Linked DNA regions of Homo sapiens: region 1 is linked to region 2. The links are chromatin contacts, found by Hi-C or POLR2A ChIA-PET in ENCODE. All regions are on one chromosome and are shown on one strand. Each heading gives the region's core, a stretch centred on a gene start or an enhancer-like site at or near the end of the contact. The rest is flanking DNA. Distances are from core to core; before and after follow the strand shown. Region 1 overlaps CAMK2B (calcium/calmodulin dependent protein kinase II beta). Region 2 overlaps CAMK2B (calcium/calmodulin dependent protein kinase II beta).

Evidence for each region. A loop is a pair of places that touch in the nucleus more often than their neighbours do. ChIA-PET counts read pairs that join two places held with the same protein, here RNA polymerase II (POLR2A). Pooled maps may share reads with other maps.
Region 1: a loop to region 2 is called in a map of posterior cingulate gyrus, with 6 times the contacts of the local background. The contact joins two enhancer-like sites. A Hi-C loop is called at or near these places in 2 of 168 maps with a recorded cell type or tissue (endothelial cell of hepatic sinusoid and posterior cingulate gyrus) and 1 of 50 pooled maps. POLR2A ChIA-PET finds 5 or more read pairs at or near these places in 2 of 52 experiments (B cell and K562).

Annotation. Positions count from the first base shown.
Region 1 is chr7:44,283,640-44,287,966 of GRCh38, forward strand. CAMK2B (calcium/calmodulin dependent protein kinase II beta) reads right to left here. Exons shown (of 24, transcript NM_001220.5): 2 at 492-586. Among named protein-coding and RNA genes, the nearest start is that of CAMK2B, 40 kb to the right of the region's middle. RefSeq lists an enhancer at 1-447. Within about 2 kb of position 2,597, at least 3 of the 41 ENCODE cell types and tissues checked have a DNase peak (open chromatin) inside an H3K27ac peak, as active enhancers do.
Region 2 is chr7:44,221,474-44,225,760 of GRCh38, forward strand. The region is part of intron 20 of CAMK2B (calcium/calmodulin dependent protein kinase II beta); the gene reads right to left. Among named protein-coding and RNA genes, the nearest start is that of YKT6, 23 kb to the left of the region's middle. RefSeq lists enhancers at 1-84, 85-648. Within about 2 kb of position 2,903, at least 4 of the 41 ENCODE cell types and tissues checked have a DNase peak (open chromatin) inside an H3K27ac peak, as active enhancers do.

The DNA.
Region 1 (4,327 bases), core at 1,347-3,846, 62 kb after region 2:
AAGGCAGATGGCCAACCGCAGCACTGCCCGGTCACCTGAAACTTTGTCACTGAGCTCTCATCTGGCCCACGGCTCTCAGGGCAGATGACACCACCCAACCACCATGGCGGCCTGGCCACCTTGAACCTCTTCCCCTCCAGCTCTGGGGGCAGAGACCCCCATACACGGGATGGGGAGGTGAAAGTGGGCCCTGAGAACAACCTAACCAGAGCACAAAGGTGCATCCAAGGGTCTGAGGGTCCCTTGGCACCCCCACCAGCCTGGGCCCCACCAGGCCAGAGGTGCCCTCAAGTCCCCAACACTCCTGTGCCTCCCTCTGCCACAGCCTCCACTCCAGGAACCCCACTGCATCTGTGCATGGAGCCACAGGCAGGGTGGGCCAAGTGCTGGCCAAGACTGGGAGGGGCCTGCTGCCCAGTCCACAGGGCACGGCCTCCAAAGCCCCTGCCCCAGCCTGACAGCAGCTGCGCAGGACACTCCCCATGCCCTACCTCTGGCTGACAGCTTCTTGGTGTTGATGATCTTGGCTGCATACTCATGGCCGGTGCAGAGCTTGACACAGCGTCGGACCACAGAGAAAGCCCCCCTGGGGAGGAAAATGGGGGAGCGAGAGACAGAGACAGAGACAGACAAGGAGAAAGAGAGAGAGCCGATTAATCTCCCCATAAACACTCCCCATTAAGCATTCAGCCACCGGCCCGGCCTCGGGCAGATGGCTGTGAGTCAGAAACTGTGAGGAAGTGGGTGCCCCTCACAAGCCACTCTCAGCTGGCCCCACTCAACACCAGCAGAACAGAGGCCGGCTTCCCGACGGCTGGCAGAGCCCTGGCAGATGGCACGCCCTGGGGGGCTGTGCAGAGAAGAAGGATCAGTCAGGCCCTCGGGAGGGTGGCGGAGGGGCCCCGTTCAGCTCCTGTGTGACCTACAGGCCTGTATCCTTGTGGGTCGGCTGGACCAAGAGTCCATGTCCACAGGCCTCTCAGCAGGCATCCTCGGGGGCTCTGTACCACGTCCATGAGGCCCTGCTGAGTCTTCCCCAGAGGCAAATAAAGCTGGCCTTGTCTGGAAGGCCCAGCTCCAGAGGGCAGTTATATTGGGATTTGTGCAGTCAGACATGGGGACTCATGGAAGGTTTTGTAGGGAGAGAGAAACATCACATCCTTAAACTGAAAAGCTGGAGGAGAGGGTCCTGAGAGCCTCCACTGTCCAGGTGTCAACGCAGAGGCCATGGAGGCCCAGAGTAAGGGCGAAGGGACATTCACAAACTGACAGCCTGGGGGTAGGGAGAGGGGAGGAGGGACGGGGGACAGAGGGAGCTGACCAGCATCAACCACAGTCCAGAGCCCAAGAGACACAAGGAAGGAATCGGGTTAAGGCTGCTGAGGCCATCGAGAAGAGGCCATGAACGTACCCCACAAAGCCTGGCCTGCAGAGGAGCTCCTGCCCTGGCTTCAGGGCGCCCTGAGGGAGTCAGTGCCACCCAATGGGAGCCACAGAGTCTATGAGGCAGGAGGGGAGGGGGCCGGTGCCCACCAGGAGGCCCCGCAGAATCTGACTAGTCACCACGGTTGATTTAATTTGATTTCAGATCATTTTCTAAGAACAGCACACGTGAGGCAAGGGGCCTGGTCAAGAAATGTCACATGAAGGGTCTGAGTCCAGACAAAAGGGCCAGCGGATGCTCTCAGGCTGGGGCTGGGAGAAAGGGGGGCTTGGAGGAAGCCCACCACCAGGTGGGCACCCACCCGTGCAAACCCGAGCACGCAGGGCCCTCCTGTGTTTGCACCTGCAAAGTGCCCAGCCTCCCCCCTACAGGAACAGCCTCCCCTCCCAGAAAGCTTCTTCGGCCTGGACAGCCTGAGAAACCCACATGGGAGTCCAGGCCAAGGGCTCTGCGTGGTGGAAGAGGAGCGTCTTACATACGAACACCGTTTTATCTACAGTCCTTTGTGGAGATAAATCTTTGTAAAAGAGTACTGTTCAATTCCTTGGAAAGATAAATAATTACACTAAATCTAATTGAACATTTTCTTAACGACTCAGGTCTCAAGAGCAGTCACTGTGCTTGGGCGGCCACTGAGCTGCGTCTTCGCTTTTTAAAGTCAACCAGTGAACAGGGACAGGGGCTGCCTCAGGAGATGTGGGGGGAGACCCAGCGGTGGGAGATGCGGCGGGGGGGAGGCGCGGCGGAGGGGGCGCGGTGTGGGGGGGACACGGCGTGGGGGGCGCGGCGGGGGGGCGCGGCGGGGGGGCACGGTGAGGTGTTCACTGTTCACTCCGCATTCTCTTGCTCTGCTTGATTTTTTCACCATGTGCATCAGTTACGTTCTCATAATGTTTTTAAAGAAAAATATAAAGAAAGGATTATTATTTTTAACATATGACATTAACTTGGGAGACTGAGGTGAGGGCAAAGACCATGGGCTTTTTGCCTGGTCTGGCTTCAATCCTGGTTAGACGGGGTGACACAGCTCTCTGAGCCTCAGTTTCCCCATCCATATGACTGAGCAGAAGAGCCTTCCGGGGCCACTGTGTGGCTGTTTGCCGGACTTCTTGCTCAGGAGAGGTAAGAGCTTCCCGAAACCAGTCCTGAGCTACCATCTGTCACGCTCTGACCCCTAGAGGGCTCAGCGGCCACAGGGCTGACGTGGCAGGCCTCCACTGAGTGTTCTGGACCAGGCCCTGAAGGGAGCAGGGAGTCTGGGCCTCCGTGCGCCAGAACGCAACCACACACTGCAGGGTTGACCCTCAGTAGGAAGTTCAACAGACTGCACATCTATGCCAAGCTGATGATGCCCGTATGGCACCGCTGTGTCGAGCCCGTCCCCGGAGCAGGGAGGAGACCCAAGCGCAGCTTCCCACCAGCACAGCAGGCTCCCAGCTGCTGGCCAGACTCAGACAGGTACCGGAGCAGAGGGCGGCAAGCCACAGCTGTTCCTCAGCACACGACATCCATGCACCATATCACCAAGAGCCTGACCGCAGGTGGGTGGGACAAGGGCTTCCTCCAGTTGATCCCTCTCCCCTCCCTGGGTCAGGCAGCCCCTTTCTCCTCTGCAGAAGGCTCCAGAGCCGCCCCTGCACCATCAGCCTAGGTCGGAGCAGTCAGCAATCGGGGAAGGCGGGGGCAGGGAACACAGGTAAGACTGCCAGAGCCAGGGGGCCAAGGCCAGGCAGCGCCGCTGAGGAAGGAGGAAGGCATGGCTGGGGGCCTCGGGATGAGTGTGGAGTGGGAGCACCAGGCCGCACAGCTGTAGTGACATAGGATGTGGCAGGCACAGTGCCAGGCACCCAGCAGACACTCAGCAGGAAGGGACCAGGGGTGCAGGGACCAGGGGTGCAGGGCCCGGGGGTGAAGAAGGCCCTGCTCTTGGACACAGGCCTGCAGGTAGGGTGGAGGGCACCCTCAAGAATAGAAGACAGGGTCCCCTTTCCCAGCGACTTGGATGCCCCCAGAGGGAGAAGGTGGCCAGCTGGGGGAAGGCGCAGGAGGGCTGGCTCCCAAGGACACCACTGCTCCCTGCGCCCCGCTCCTGGGCTCTGCCTCTCCCACGCCTTCTGTCCCTCACTGAAGCCCCAAACCTTCTCTGAGTCCCAATGTCATCGCCGCCCCCCAATTTTCTCCCTCTCCTCTCTCCTCTGGGGGACTTAAGGAATGTATGCTTAAGTCTCCCACCCCAGTTATTTGCCCGCTTTACCCACCACTTCCCCTAAAGAGCACCCTGAAAGGTGCTCCTCCCCATAATGGCTGTCCACCCGCACCCATCCTGCCATCTCCCCGGGGAACTTGGGCTGGCAGCTGCAGATCCACCTCTGTCTCCTCCCCTTCCTGGTGGTTCTGCCACTTGCCAGACGGCAATCTGTCACGGGAAGCCCCCTTGGAAGTGTCAGCCCTCTTGAGAAGTGGCCACAAACATGTTTAGCATGAGCCATGCAGGCCATGGCTGGGGGCCCAACATCTCTGACTTCTCCAAGAGCAAAGAAGCCAGCACCATCACCATACTCCCTTGCGACTCAGTGCTTGCCCGCCAGTGTTTATAAACATTGAGAGACAACACCGACAAAGAGCCTGGATCTGTATCATAAGCCTGTCCCTGCTGCCAAGGGCAAACTCCTATGCGTCCTTCAAGATCCAATGCAAACAGCTCCCCGCTTTCCCAGCTCACACAGAAAGTCAGCTTGGTCTTTAGATATTGCACCTCCCACGTTCCTTAGGTTAGTTTACTTAATTATCTACCTGTTCACTTTTGCCACTCCCCCTTCCAATGGCTCTCTATGGGCAGAGTGCCCTATACTCTGGACCTAGGTATCAGGCACAGTGCCTGGG
Region 2 (4,287 bases), core at 1,653-4,152:
GGAAGCAGCAGGGGGCGGCCACGTGCGGCGCAGGCTGCAGGGTTCCCCGGAGCGATGACCAGGGCTGTCCCCGCAGCAGGAAGAACGAGCGTGGTCTCTTGTTCCCCGCTTTTCTCATAGGAGCCGCATCCGGCTGGCTCCACCTGCTTGCAGTCCGGGGCCCACATGCTACCCCTGCAGACATCCCTGTTGCCCCGCACCCCCATGCCCGGGCTACTCCCGGGCGCCTGCCTGCAGCTCCTGCCCGCCCCCCTTGGATTCCAACAGGCCACCCAGCCATGCTGGTCCTCACTGGCCTCCGGGGCGCTCACTGGCAGCCTGCATTGCTGCTTTAACTACAGCTTATTTTCATTGCAAAAGATTTTAAACGTATGGAAGATGTGGAGAGAATAATAGAACCCACACTCTACGGATTCAAATCTTAACATTTTCCTATTTGCTTTAGACGCATTTTTAAAGAAATAAAGCACCGCACATGTAGTTTGAAGATGCCTGTGTTCTCCTCAATCTTGCCGCATTCACTCTCCTCAGGCAGAACTACTGTCCTGAGTGAGGTCCCTAGCCGTATCTGCGAGGATATATACGCAGGCACGCACATACATGCACACTCACACACAGAACACACATGCACACGCACGCTCACCTATACACACGAGTAACAGTGGTTTCTCAAAGTAATTCGTCCGTGGAAAAAACTCAAACCCCCAGAAGTGCACCGGAAGCAGGTTCCTGGGAACTCTCCCTGTGGGGGAAGTCTCTGCACTCCCAGCACTGCGCTCTGTGACCCTCAGGCTGCTGCAGGCCGCACCTGGGACACCTGCCCTCAAACAGCTGCCCGCCCTGCAGGACACCATTTTCACCAGAAGGCAGGCCCTGTGGTGACGTTTCCACTCTTTGCTGTGAGTGCTGCCTCCAACGGCCACATACATGCAACCTGTCTGTGGTCTAAATTCCCAGAGGAGGGAATTCTTTTTTTTTTTTAGATGGAGTCTCACTCTGTCACCCGGGCTGGAGTGCAGTGACATGATCTCGGCTCACTGCAGTCTCTGACTCCCAGGTTCAAGCGATTCTCCTGCCTCAGCCTCCCGAGTAGCTGGAACTACAGGTGCACACCACCACACCCAGCTAATTTTTGTGTGTGTATATTTTTAGTGGAGATGAGGTTTCACCATATTGGCCAGGCTGGTCTCAAACTCCTAACCTCAAGTGATCTGCCCACCTCGGCCTCCCAAAGTGCTGGGATTACAGGTATGAGCCACTGTGCCCAGCCAGAAGAGGGAATTCTCAGCACGCCTGGTGGTGGGGTTGCCTTTATCTCTCTCGCCAGACCTCTGGGAGCTCACACCACCAGGGAGCCCACCTGGCAGGTGACTGAGTCCACAAAGGAGGCGCCACATGCCCGGGTGTGCTCATGCATGTGTGTGGGGCACTGCCTGGGAACGCCTGTGCTGCACCTGTCTGCTCTGGGGCCTCATGTCCCCTGCTGCACAGTGACAGCAGGAGGAGCCCGATGGCACCTGAGGAGTGGGGTGCACACATGTTCATGTATGTGATCACATGCATGTGTGTACACGTGATTGTGCATTCATGTGCATGTATGGAAACATGCACATAAGCAGGACGGCATGTGAATGTGTGTAGATGAAGCTCATACATATGCATGAGCACCTGTGCATGTGTGTGTGCAGTGCCTATGAGCGTGCACGTGTCGTGTGTGCCTGTGTTGTGTGGCGTGGGCACATGTGCACTCTTGGGTTGTCCCTATCTGGAAAGGCCCTTGCTCCTGACCCAGCTGTACTTCTGCTGCCAGCTTGTCTCCCTTTCTTTCCTAACTTTCATCTAGACCATGTCATGGATGGTCCTCAGGGCAGTCTTGCTACACAAGCCCAGTTCCCACCCACCTGGTGGACCCCGGAAAGCTGGCCTCTAGGAAGGTAGGCTGCAGGATCCAGAAGCCCCTTCCCCTCCAGTTCCTGCTGCAGCCACCACGAGTCCCATTCCTGCCCCATTCCACCTGCCCAGCTCTAGGAAGGCACAGGGCTCTGTCCCAACACATGCTGTGGCTGTTCCTGTCCTTGCCCCTGGGCCCCAGGAAAGTAGCATATGACACTTGAGGCCCGCCCCCGCCCCAGCTGCTATGTTCCTGCCTCCTCTCCACCCTCTGCCTGGCACCTGCCTCTCCCCTGCCTCATGCCTCCACTTTCACCTGTCCTTTCCTGGAGGTGGCCCCAAGCTTCAGGTCTGACCTCTCTTCCACCTGTAGCCAGTCCTTCCAGCAGCCCCCAAGCCAGCCCCCACTAGGCTGCCTGGCTCTGCCCTCCTTGCATCAAGAGAGAAGTCTGGTGTCCACATGTCCCAAACACCTCCTGTCACTTAGTTAACCTCCCTTTCTAATGTACAGAGACAGCTGCCCCTCCCACTCCACAGGGGTTCTCAGGCGCACAGCAGCAGGCAGCTGGAATGGAGAAGAGAATGACATTATGTCATTTGGTTTCCAGTCTGCTTTGGTTCTATAGTCACCTTACACTAATGGTAAGTGAAACTAATCTTCTGTTTAATGAAGTAATATGCAGTGCTTTTAAACAAATTGTAATTAAAATGGGAGTTGATGGGAAGAGAAAGCGTGAAGTAAACAGAAGAGGAGATGCATGGTCAGAGTTCCAATCAAGAGTGGTAACCGTGCTGAAGTACGGGAAGCAGGTCCGTTGTGAGACCCACCCACCCATTCCACAGATGGGAAGCCTAGGCTGCCCCTGCCCTGCGGAATGGCGCTGCCCAGACCCCAGCTCAACCCAGCCCCCACTCTGCCTCCCCACATAGCACATGGGAGCTTTTGTGTCCTTGATATCCAGGCCCCTGAAGAAGGGCATGATCCCTGATGGAGGGAAAGGAGGGGGGCCCAACATGAAGAGGTGCCCGGGTCGGGAAACCTGCTGGCTGAGGACAAGCTGTCCTGGCAGTTCCAGAGACAAAGGGGAGGTGGTGGGCAGGGCCTGGGCTTGGAGGGGTCTGCACGAGCCAAGAGCCTCTGCAAGTCAGGCCTTCCAGGTGCCCTGACATGAACAGGAGCCTTTGCATTGCCTGTGGCTCTCTTGGGGTGAGGCAACAGGTCCAGGCAGGCCTAATGCGTCCAGGTGGGGTCAGAGCAGGTTCTCATCCTGGCCTGGACTCCTGGGACCCCAGGCTGGCCCCAAGCCCATCTCTCAGAGCCAGAGGTGGCTGCGGGAGGGAGGGCAGCTGCCCAGGGATCAGGCTGGATTGTGTATAATCCGCGATTAGAGAGCGTGGGTGGGGAGGAGACGGGGCCTGAGGCGGGCCGTGGGCACCTGCCCTATTTACACAGCTGGTGGGTGCCTTCTGGAGAAAGGAGGTGGAAAGGAGGCAGAAAGCTGGCCACCTGCCACCTGGGCCCAGGTGCCCCCAGGGCAGTACCCAGACTCTTCCTTTCCCTGAGTTCCGGAACATCTCACCCACCCCTTTCCCAGCCCTGCCCAGCCCCTCCCAGGAGGGCCACACGAATCTCCATCCTGCCCTGCTCACAGCTCCTTCCTGCAGCCCCCTCCTCCCCAGCCAAGCTCAGGGAAGACTCTGGAAGGGCAGGTCTGTGCTGTGGCCCCTGAAGGTGAGCCTGGACACCGAGCCCCGAGCTGGCCACTCCACACCCACCCTGGGCCCTGTCCTCAGAGGACTCACCCCAGATACTGCACAGACCTTGAGGGCAGGCTGCAGTCCTGGGCTGGGGTCATGCCAACCTGATGGGGTGACCTTCCAGGCAGGCTCCTTTGGGCACACCCCTCCACTTCTGCAAGGGCAGCAAGCCCCTTAAAATCAGATGAGCTGCTGTAGAAGTGGCAGGTGTCGGGGGTTCTGACCACTCCCAGAGGCTCTGCGGTGCACCCACCCCAGCTGCACGGCGGCCCCTCCCCATGCCTCCCTCCTTGAGTTCTGGTCGCCCAGGCACCCCGACCCTATCAGCATCAAGAACCTGGCCTCTCCCCTCAGCTGCTTGCCTCTGATCCCCTCAGTCAACCCCTGCTGGGGGTCCTCAGCCGACCACAGAAGCTCTGGGGGTGAGTACCCCTCCAGGGGCTGCCCCCTGCTCTCTCGGGCACCCAGGGTGGATCCAGTGCCCCTTTGAGCCTGCAGCCTGCATCCCCCTCCTCGAGCCGCTGCTCCTGTGGGTTCACTCTCCCCACACCCTTCTGCCCTGGCCGCCTGCAGCAGCCCCCAGGCCCAGCCTGCAGAGGGGACGGTGGCAAGCAGACCCCACCTGTCCCTCAAGTACTT